Regions from separate parts of the Homo sapiens genome. Here all the other regions are linked to region 1. The links are chromatin contacts, found by Hi-C or POLR2A ChIA-PET in ENCODE. All regions are on one chromosome and are shown on one strand. The core of a region is the stretch at or near the end of the contact, and the rest is flanking DNA. Distances in the headings are between cores, read along the strand shown. Region 1 overlaps LOC105369575 (a long non-coding RNA gene). Region 2 holds the start of LINC02551 (long intergenic non-protein coding RNA 2551). Region 3 has its middle 34 kb from the start of LINC02551. Region 4 holds the start of LINC02873 (long intergenic non-protein coding RNA 2873).

Region 1 (2,511 bases), core at 8-2,507:
GTGTGTGTTGTTGCCAAAACAGTACTTAGAGTAAAATTCACACTTTTATATATTTGTGTTTGAAAGAGAAGACATATCTCAAATCAATGATCTAAGTTTCCACCTTAAACTAGGAAAGAAGGAGCAAATTAAACACAAAGCATATCTGCAAATTATACCTCAATAAGCTCGACTTTTAAATGATCATATTCTTTGTCCATTTTGCCTTAATAGTTTATATATTAGCTTGTTGTTTTCTGTTGCTTCTATTTTCTTCATGCTGTAGACTCTGTTTTAAATAATATTCTACATTGTCTATGTGGAAAGGCATAATGCGTCAGATGAGACCCTTGTTCTCCTCATGTCTTCAGCGTCATTGACAAAGTAGATAATAACACACAAAGCATGTAAAGAATTTCTGAATTTTATGGTACAAATTATGGTAGTGAATGACCATGTATTAAGCCCTTACCACTTGCCAGTCCTTGCATGTTTGTTGTTTTATTTAATATCTAGGCTGCAGAGAAACCTTATGGGATTTTGATGGTTTAATTTATGATCACAAGAAACTGCCATTTAAACATTCACCTTCTACAGAATTGTTGGGTTCGGTTTATTTTCTCTGTAATAAATGAGAATTTATTTTCATCATGCAAGAACCATCATGAAAAAGCTTCTCATAACTCTTGGGGTGCATGAGATCAACTTGCTTTAATGAATTATGAGATCAAGCAGAATCAGTTTTGAAAATAGCAAAGACATTTAGAGAAGTAGTAAGATGCAGAACAGGGACGGAATTTATGCCACACTCCACGCAAAACAAACTCGGCCACTACTCCTGTGGTCAGGAATCAATATTTCTCATCAGTTCCAAAGTAATGAATGTCTCTTCTCACCTCATGCTCATTGACCTTCATCTGTGGTGAGAACTTTCTTACTGTGAGACTCCAGTTTCCCTTTCTTTGGTTCTGTTTGGGCGACTGCTACCTGGTTTCAACAGTAACCTCCTAGAAAACAGATTGGGTGCTCACCCCAACGTTAATAAATATCATCAGAATAACGAAGGGGAGTAATTTGTCTACTGATGAACTGATTAGAGAAGACGTCACCACTGTCGTGGCTCTTTCCCCAAATTATAGCTAGGTTTAGGAATTATTTTTTCAAAGGGCTACTCTGAATTATGGGGCTGTAATTCCATCCTGAAGGCTATTTGTGGGTCATGCTTCACTTCTTGTGGTTTATGACTTCAACCCCAGCCCTCGATGGAATTATAACCCAACAGTCACAGAGACTGCTATTTATCATCTGTTTATTTTACAACAAAGCATCAAGTATATTTTGGTTTTATGCTCATGGAGAACACAAGAAGGAGAAGGAGGCAGAGGAAGAGGAGGAAGAGATAGAATAGTTTACCCAAAGCTAAAGCCATGTCTCCCCAGCTATAAAAACTGAATATCAGACAACGGTCCAGACATGTTACCTCCACGATGTTAGCAAACATCTGGAAGAATCTTCTATTTGTTACCATGGAAATAAAGTGCCCAAATGATTGTCCTGTGTCTTTTCTCAGCTGGATATTACCGCAGTAGAGCTTAGATTATGGAACTGAGGGGAAGCCATCGTTCTCTTCCTTTCCTTCTTTTGTCCACCCTGTGCCGATAACAAGCTCTCTGGCAGGAGTTGCGAACAGCTGTATCAGAGATCAGGCGGGGTCACTGCACGCTCAGGCAGGCCGCGTGGATTTGTCTGCTGGTCCCTGCAGTGTGCTGGGCGGGACACTCCTTGATCTCTCCATGCTGTCACCGGGTTCTGCAGTACAGTTGGCTCTGAGCCTTTGCAAACATTCTAATTTGATGCATAATTAATATAACAGTGATTCAAGGCCTAGAGGCTTCTGGGACTAATTAGTGACCCGAATCTCCATGGTAGCGCTGCATTCCATTCTTATCAGTGCCGGGAAGAGCTGCACTCTTAGAAATAATCAGTCTCCCACTTATTACTGTGACACAGCCAAGAGGCAAAGATCATCTTTCCATCCAGTGTGCAAAAATTCCATCAGTGTGTAATCACTTCCCAGGAGGACTGAACTTCCCCTGGAAGAGTCTCACTGAATTAGTCCCTCAAGAACATTTACGTTTCCATATGGGCCTGGGGGGATCTTATTGCAGGTGAAGAAATAAAGACAGTCAGCAAGGGCTTGCTGAGCATCCGCAGAATGAACAACATTGTTCCAGGGGCTCGGAGCTGATTCACAGGAAAATAAAAGACTCAGCTTTCTTTTCAAAGCCTTTGCCATGCAATAACGAAACATATAGTAAGAATGAATGACTTGTTACTCCCATTTCTAACATGGTCCCCCACTGTGTCTCTGCAGGCGCATGGCTCCAAGTGTCTCAGTCATCTCTGCAGAGAACCTATTCAAAGTCTAAGTGAGTTCACCCCAGGAAGGAAGTGGCATTGTAGTGGTGCTGCACCCATCTCCCTTCCCTTCTCACTTCCTGTTGCTCCTCAGCCCCCTCAACAGCCACCTTA
Region 2 (2,511 bases), core at 8-2,507, 120 kb before region 1:
GGCCAATAGCATAAAATTTCACTCCTTCACACTCCTAAGTGTTTTTCGAGGCACTGCGGAAAAGGAAGCATCTATCGTGGTTGGTCCAGCATCCCTTCAGTAGCTTAGATCTGCAGAAATACTGTTGGAACATCGTTTCTTTATTCTTCCCATCCTTTGTGTGTTAGGCCAAACCCTGAGGACTGTCTGCCTTGGAATAGAGAGGAAATCCAAGCATATGTGCAAAGTTGAGCTGCACTTTCAGCCCCAGGTCTTCAATGGGCCTTCTCCACAGGCACCTGTGAAATGCCAGCAGGGTCGTTGCATGTAGAGGGATCCCACTCAGTGCACCCCTGGGAATGGCTCAGCCGCACTGTGGGTGTAAGCATTAATCACACAACAGCCATTCTACATATTCCTTTTTTATTCTCCAGAGAGTGCCAGGAAAAGTCCTGCCCAGTCAAAAGTCTTCTCTTGCAGCTGGGTGTTGAGGGTGATTGCCCCTCTCTCTCCTTGTAAGATTATGTTTGACAGCAGTGAAAACCAACAGTTTAACAGCAGTAATCTCTTGGCAGGACAGATTGATATGAGCCTTGTCCCAAAACAAAGTAATCCTTTCAGGGAAGTGTATTTCAAGTTGAGCTCACGTTCCCAAGATGCTGAGATTCTTATGTAGCTGACACCGGAGCTGAGGCTGAGCCCCAGCCAGGGATATCCAACGATTGCCAGTAACACCACGGAACTGAGTGAAGATTCAGGGGCTGAGTGTGTTCCTGAGTGCTTCAAACCGGGGGACCTGGAAACCAGAGGACTCCTGGGGAAAGGCTGTCAACTCCAGCCTGCTCTTCCTAAATGGCCTTGTTAGTAGTGACTTCAGCCCTGGCGGTGAGGCATGTGGGTCAGAATAACATTCCCTTTCTTTTCCCTTCACCTCTTTTTTCTCCACGGTTCCTTTTCATAACTTCTTTATTTGCTGCCTAGAGGAGCTTTCTGGACATTTTGTCTCCAGGGAGCGTGACATGTCACCTGTTTCTCACCTCATATGCCTCTGATCTTCTACACCAAGGTAGCTATAAAGGCTTGCTTTCTAGGCTGGGTTTCCCTGCACAGGCCCACTGAACCACTCAAACCTCAGAGGTGGAAGTGCCCAGCGGGCCTCATGGTCAGCTGGGGATAACGGAGTCATTTTCGCAGCCCAACTTCTGAAATTCCACAAGAGGGCGCCCAAGGTCTCCCAAGTCCGGCCACGCCCGGTGGCCTTGAGGCCGGAAGGTGGCGCTGTTGCTTTAGCCATCAAGAAAGGCAAGGCTGGGGACGCCGCATCCCCGGGTGCGGAGGGCGATGCCTAGGGGCGATGCTGTGCCTGTGGCGGCCAAACAGTGCCACCCACTCCGGGAAACAAAGCCAAGCGCCGGACGCTAGGTATGGGAGAGAAGAGCCACCCTGACCCAAGGGAGGGCTCTAGGTGAGGAGCCAGCGTCCTCCGGCTCCGGTTCCCGCTGCACTGCTGCTTTGCCAGGAGGCCTTGAAGAAAGTCATTCATTCTTTCTCCCCCACAGCTTCCTAGGTCTTCCACGTGTTCAACGGAAATTCACAAATTCTCTAGTAGCAGGTAAGCTTCGGATTCAGGAATGAAAAAGACAAAGCCCTGTCCTGGGTGAATTCATTATCCATGGACAGGGGAGGCAGGCGCATCATCGGAAAGTCACCGTGTGAGGAGGGACGTGGAGGCACAGAGGTGCACACGGAAGCCCCCAGAAGAAGGACTTCCCCCAGCCTGGGGAAGCTGGGCGGGCAGGGGTGGGCCAGCGAAGCCTTCCCGGTGATTCTAGGCAGTCTTAAAAGGTGTTAGGAGTCAACTTGGGAAAGATTAGGAAAAGGCAGTGTAGGCCAAGGGACGGCCGGAGCAGAGGCCGCGCGGCAGTGCTGGCATGTGGGTGGGCGGTGGTAAGGAAGGCGGTGGATGAGGATGCAGGGAGCAGATGGGCTGCGTTGCAGGCTGGGCCCCTATGGCCCTCAATAGGTTTTGTGGTCAACATGCTTTGTGGAGTTACAACAAGCAATGGTGGCCCTAACACATATATTCATTTATAGGTCCATAAATCTGCATTCATAGAGATAAATGAGTAATCCCCAGGGTGAAGGAGAACTGGAAGAGACACTGGAGCCAGGTCCACCCTTGGCCAGGTTTTACCTTGACTTGGCGTCATCACTAGGCACTGGTTTTTTTCTCTCTCCTTCTTCCCTGACCAAGAAATACAACAAATTCGTTATGATATCGACTTGTCATGATCCGAAATTGAAGAGCAACCATATATTTATTTGGCAAGATAAATACACACATTCTTTACATAAGATTAGTAGCCACCAGTTTCTAAAAGCATATATTGTCATTTATTTGCCAAAACAAAGGTACATGCCCACATGTTATAGATGGGAAAGATGAGGCCCAGAGCTCGGGTGCATGGCTGAGGTCACCCAATTAGTGGATGGTGGTGCTGGCACTTCTGTCTGGGCTGCTTCACCTTGTCA
Region 3 (2,511 bases), core at 7-2,506, 89 kb before region 1:
GCCAGCAAGGTCACCCTCAGCTGTCGGCTTGCAGACAGGTCACTTGGCATTTTAGTGACTACCCTCACCTGCAGATTTGGGAGATGGCACTTGGCATTTGGTCTAGAAACTGATTTCTCTGGACCCCAAGAGCTGGCACAAAGTTTTATAAATGAGCAAAAGTCAAAGAGAAGATTTCATTAGGAACTTAAATGTGGAGGTTCCAGTCAGGGTTGCAGCAAACAGGGCCTGAAAGCGCACCAACGTCAGAGTGATGAAGATACAAAAAGAAAGCCTAAGAGGGATAGGAACATTCTGGAGCTGGTGAGGGCTATCAGACACCATCGCAGAATGTTAGCCAGTGACTGGATCTCCTTCCCTGGGGAGCCGTTAAAACACAGGTGCGTTTTGAAGACAGGAGCTGGAGATGATCTGTCCATCCCACTGTTGACTTCTGGCTCTAGAGTCACCAAGAGTCTTTAGAGAGGGCCAGTGTCTTTGTTTGGTGCCTCTCCTTTGCCACAGCAACTGCTTGTCTCAGAGGTACTAGGGCATGGGGGCCTCTGAACAGCTTGTGACAGCACCTCGGCTCAGAGAGAAAGGGCTTCTTGTGGGGCATGATGTGGATGAGGATGGCAGGATAAATCAAAGGTGCCCCAAAGGACACCCCCTTTCCTGAAATCAGGCTTGGTTTTATAAACCTGTGAGGATTCCATTCTGTTCCAAGAGGGAAGCCAGGCGGGGCTGGCAGAAGCCCCCAGGGCGCCCAGAGCTGCAGCAGCCTCCAGCCTTGGGTTTCCAGAGTAGAGAGCAGGTAACATCCAGCCATTGTCCCCGCCTCCCTCCTTTGCAATGCCCCCATCCCTGACATCACAAGTGAAGGCCCAGGATCTGAGAGTTGCCTGGGTTATGGCAAGTTCCAGGAGGTGGCAGCCGTGTGTAGTCTGTGAGGAGGATCTGACTCACCCCCAGCGCCTCACCAAGGTCACTGTTGGTGACTGGGAGGTTTCCCACCCTGCCACCCCACCCCACCCCACGTCTGGCTGCTCAGGAGTCAGAGATAGCTTCATGGGCCATGGCTAACCCGAGACAGGCAGCACACCCACGTGTGCGGAGAGGGGCTCCAAGGCTGTGCTCTAGGGTGGCCATGAAGCTCAGCTGACTTCCAGAGAAACAGGCAGGAAGCAGGGGCTTGAGGGCACTGGGCCCGCTGTTGCCAGCTCTGCTGTCCCAGGCATCACAAGCCTTGCTCCAGAGAACCTCAAAGCGCAGCCCTACATGATCTAAGTAATTTTAGCTTCCCCCCACACACTCTTCCCAAAGGGCAGGGTTACATAGTTCTTGTTACACACACTCACTGACATTTAATTCCTGCCTCTTCAAACCAAGACAGGAAAATAGTTAAATAATCATCAGAGTACCTTCTAAGAATGAACAATAAACTGGAGATAACACTACGCACTTCTCAGGGGCTCAGAGCTGTGCAGTTTCCCAGTGTATAAGGCACTGGACCCCGTTTGCCCGGAGTTTCTAGGGTAAAATATTCATGTGAAAACGTGCCCAGGTCTGGCTTTTCAGAGGCAGCAAAGAAGGGAAGGGCCTTGGAAACATTTTTTCCCACACCACAAAAAATAATAATAATATGGGAAAGGAACACCCAAATTAAAAATAAGTGGTTTGTGGCTTTAAAAATAAAGTTTCTCGGTGTTTTACAGAATCATAAAGTATTAAAATTGGAAGGAGCATGGGATACCGTGCAGGCCCAGCTTCATACAGTGCAGCCACCTCTTCTGTGCCATCACTAACTAGCAGGTTGGTGCAGACACTGCTTGTCTGCCTCCAAGAACAGGGAGCTCATTACTATGTTTCATGTAATTTTTTCTTACAGTAAGCCCAAATTCCTTTTTCTATAACTTCCAGCAAGCATTGCAAACTGTGTCCTCTGGAGCCGCTGTACATACCTCCACCATGCCCCCTCTATGACCTCCTTCAGATCTTTGAAGATAGCTGTAGCATGCCCTGCAGTTCCAGCCTGCTTCTCTCCAGGCTACATTCATTGCTTTGTCAAACAACCTAATTCAGGAGGCCGTTGGCTGCCTGGGTCTTTTCCATGTTAGGCCAGGTTTGGCAGGGTGGCGGTTACTGCTGCTAGGCCTTCTCCAGCAGCATGCCTCCTCGCTTTCTGCTGTGCCCTGCAGGAGTTGTGCCTGTGGACAAGCAGCCTCTCCACGTGGCAGCTCTGGGGCTCAGCCTTCGTCAGACCACGGGCAGAGCTGGATTCTGAGAGTAGAACGACTCATGGGTGCTTCGACTGTCTCTCCTCACAGAGGCAAATGGGCTGATACCAAGTCGAAAGCTCCAAGAGAAGAAGAAACGTGCCTGTCTTGTACACTGCTGTGTCCCCAGTAACAGTCACAAAACAAATTCCCATGAGGACTTTCAGATGAATGAATAAAGGGATGAAGGAAAGCAAGCTGGGATCAAGTGGGGCGATACACACACACTTCTGTGGATTCAAAGTCTGTACCTCAA
Region 4 (2,511 bases), core at 9-2,508, 66 kb after region 1:
CCAAGGCAGAGAAGAGGAACGCACACTGGGTAAGCAACCAAGAGTGTGCTACATGTACAATATAAAATTATAAAAGAAAATAGAATCTCAGCAGGTGGTAGGTAACCAAGCAGGTCCCACAAGTCTGATCCTGTCTGCTGCAAGGTAGTAAGGGCAGAACATCATCTCTGCCCTGGATTCCCATCTGTGCCTAACACAAAGGAGGCCAGGGGAGAGAGCTCATGTGCTGATCTGGAATGCACAGACTACAGAGAAAAGGGCAGAAGAGGAGAGACCACCACGGGTGGAGCTGTCCACAAGGTGTGTGGAGGACATGGTCCTGAACTTGGCCTTCAATGCAAGGGATGTCAGGAAGCCAGAGGAAGGAGAGCAGGCCTTGGACTAGAGCATGGAAACAGGTGTTGGGTGCTACCTTCAAGGACCAAGAAGGCAACATGCCCTACCACAGCAGGAGGGGCATGCTGAGAACAGGAGCTGAAATTTCTCTGAGCCAGGTCAAAGCAGAGGCCGAAAGTGCCAGCCAGGGAATTTGGAGCTTGATGACAAAGTGGACTGGCTCTCCTAGAACCATGGGGTGACTTGATGAAAGTTGATTCATTCAGATCTGCTGCTTCTCCTCCAAACAGGACCCTGGTGATGGACTTTCTCCACACCCACCTTCAGGGAAGATGCACTCATTCATTTCAGCAGAGGAACGTCCCTCTTGCTGCACCAGTCACAGGCATTGGTCATGGAGCACCAGGGCTCTCTACTGCGGAACCTCATGCAGCCTCGCAGGCTTTCTCAGCACAGCACCCAAAAAACATTACCAAGTAGTCAGAACAGGCATTTGGGACACACCCAGCATGGTGGGGGCTGACAAACCCTACCCTTGTTCCCCCAACCCCACCCCCGCCTCCAGGGCCTCCCACTGAACATCTACCCCACCTCCATCGCCACCATCATTTCTCTTCTGCTGTGTGTGTTCTTCAGGCAGCAGCTGTTTTTCCTGTCACTGCATAATATTCATTTAAGCCTGATTTCACCTGGGAAAAATGCTGGAAATAAGCCAGACTCCAGAGTGATGTGGTCATGACCAGATCCCTCCAAGATGACCTGGAAAGCTGAGTCCACCTGAGCTCACAGGACGGCTGGAGCTGGGCCAGAATGGAGAGGCCGCTGGTGGGCCATGCCCCAGTGACCCCAGCCCGAGGGGTGGCAGCCAAGCTGGCGAGGAAGAGACAGAGGAGGACCATGTCAGAAACTCACAAGGACAAGTGAGGGGTCCTGGTGAAAGCATAATGAGTTTAATAACCAGGGACAGCCCTGATCATCCACCATCCAATGGTGTCCCCACCTGATGACTGGCAACCCATTCTATGGGTGGGTTTAAGGGTGGGAGGCTCTTTCATCCTGGAGCCTCTTCAGGTCTCCCAGAGCTGCAGTCGCCTCAGCAAGCAAAGCAGAAGAAAAGAGGCCACTGTGTTTATGGCTGGGGTAGCCGCTCTCATGTGAAAATCAGGGGGTGAAACAAGGTGCTTTTGAAACCTGTTCAAGGCCTCCTTCCCTCCCAGCAAATCATCAGAGGAGAGATTTTGCCTCACGCTTTTCTCTCATGCATGTGTCTGTCCCAGAGTCGCCATGGCAACACTGTGTATGTTTGCACGGCTGGAAGGATCCAGAGATGGAAAACGAGGCCAGGGTGGACCAGAGCAGGGAGTCCAGCAGGAATTCCTCTCTGATCCTCTGCAGGCGATCAGTTAACAGAAAGCTCCCTTGCCCTTCTGAGGTTAGTCATAGAGCCTGCTTCTGCCAACAGCTCACAGGAAAAAATCACAATCCTCAGCAGTGAGTCCTGGGAATGTGCATCAAAGCCTGTTTTCCCCCCAGCAGTTTTATCAGGTAGGGATTTGCCATGACAATTCCCCAGGCCCTGAAGCCCAAGGTGCCAGCACACACATGGCAAGGCAGCCAGTGCCCGGTCACAGGGTGGGTCCGGGAACCACCCCTCACTCGGTGGGAGACAGCAGGTATGTCAGGAAGTGCTCTGCCACGTCTCACCTGTTTCCCTCACGCCTGACACTTCTCTATGCCGCGTGGACTTGGAGAACCAAGCTCTGAAAATCTGTATGAGACCCTTTTTCTAGATGAGACATGCACCTCATGCTGATTCTCCCTCAGAAGACAGCCCCAGTGGGTGTTCTCTGTAATTCCTCAACAGACACAGCCAGCCTTTTAACCACTTCTTTGTCTCTGAATCACCTCCCAACCTTTTCTCAAATTGTGGGAGCCATAAACTGGATGACAGGGAGGATTCAGCCCAGCATGGAGCTCAAGGTGGGGCCAAGAACCGTATAAATGAAACTGATTTTTTGGCAAATCACGTGAACATATGCATATTGACCAGTATTTAAGCCAGTGTCTGACACATATTAGGTGCCCAAAAATATTTATTAAACAAATAAGTAAAGTTCCCATAGATAGCAGAGACATGGAAAGTGGTTCCCACCTAGAAGTTTGGTGAGTTTACTT

Evidence for each region. Hi-C counts contacts between places; a loop is a spot of excess contacts on that map. ChIA-PET counts read pairs that join two places held with the same protein, here RNA polymerase II (POLR2A). Pooled maps may share reads with other maps.
Region 2: a loop to region 1 is called in a pooled map, with 5 times the contacts of the local background. The contact joins the promoter of LINC02551 here to the enhancer-like site in region 1. A Hi-C loop is called at or near these places in 1 of 168 maps with a recorded cell type or tissue (right cardiac atrium) and 1 of 50 pooled maps. POLR2A ChIA-PET finds 5 or more read pairs at or near these places in 1 of 52 experiments (Panc1).
Region 3: a map of IMR-90 shows a loop between it and region 1 (2.8-fold over the local background). The contact joins two enhancer-like sites. A Hi-C loop is called at or near these places in 5 of 168 maps with a recorded cell type or tissue (IMR-90, Right ventricle myocardium inferior, endothelial cell of umbilical vein and 1 more) and 5 of 50 pooled maps. POLR2A ChIA-PET finds 5 or more read pairs at or near these places in 1 of 52 experiments (BJ).
Region 4: a loop to region 1 is called in a map of Right ventricle myocardium inferior, with 2.4 times the contacts of the local background. The contact joins the promoter of LINC02873 here to the enhancer-like site in region 1. A Hi-C loop is called at or near these places in 7 of 168 maps with a recorded cell type or tissue (Right ventricle myocardium inferior, cardiac septum, endothelial cell of hepatic sinusoid and 4 more) and 6 of 50 pooled maps.

Annotation. Positions count from the first base shown.
Region 1 is chr11:130,737,542-130,740,052 of GRCh38, reverse strand. It overlaps LOC105369575 (a long non-coding RNA gene), which reads right to left. Exons shown (of 4, transcript XR_007062954.1): 4 at 672-2,511. Among named protein-coding and RNA genes, the nearest start is that of LINC02873, 66 kb to the right of the region's middle. Within about 2 kb of position 1,257, at least 8 of the 41 ENCODE cell types and tissues checked have a DNase peak (open chromatin) inside an H3K27ac peak, as active enhancers do; they include heart right ventricle, where a contact is called at or near this core.
Region 2 is chr11:130,860,856-130,863,366 of GRCh38, reverse strand. LINC02551 (long intergenic non-protein coding RNA 2551) reads left to right here and starts at 1,257. Exons shown (of 6, transcript NR_125383.1): 1 at 1,257-1,401; 2 at 1,539-1,591. RefSeq lists enhancers at 895-1,395, 1,396-1,896.
Region 3 is chr11:130,826,378-130,828,888 of GRCh38, reverse strand. No RefSeq gene overlaps it. Among named protein-coding and RNA genes, the nearest start is that of LINC02551, 34 kb to the left of the region's middle. RefSeq lists enhancers at 1,662-2,240, 2,241-2,511. Within about 2 kb of position 1,256, at least 8 of the 41 ENCODE cell types and tissues checked have a DNase peak (open chromatin) inside an H3K27ac peak, as active enhancers do; they include heart right ventricle, where a contact is called at or near this core.
Region 4 is chr11:130,671,703-130,674,213 of GRCh38, reverse strand. It overlaps LINC02873 (long intergenic non-protein coding RNA 2873), which reads right to left and starts at 1,258. Exons shown (of 3, transcript NR_164144.1): 1 at 1,026-1,258.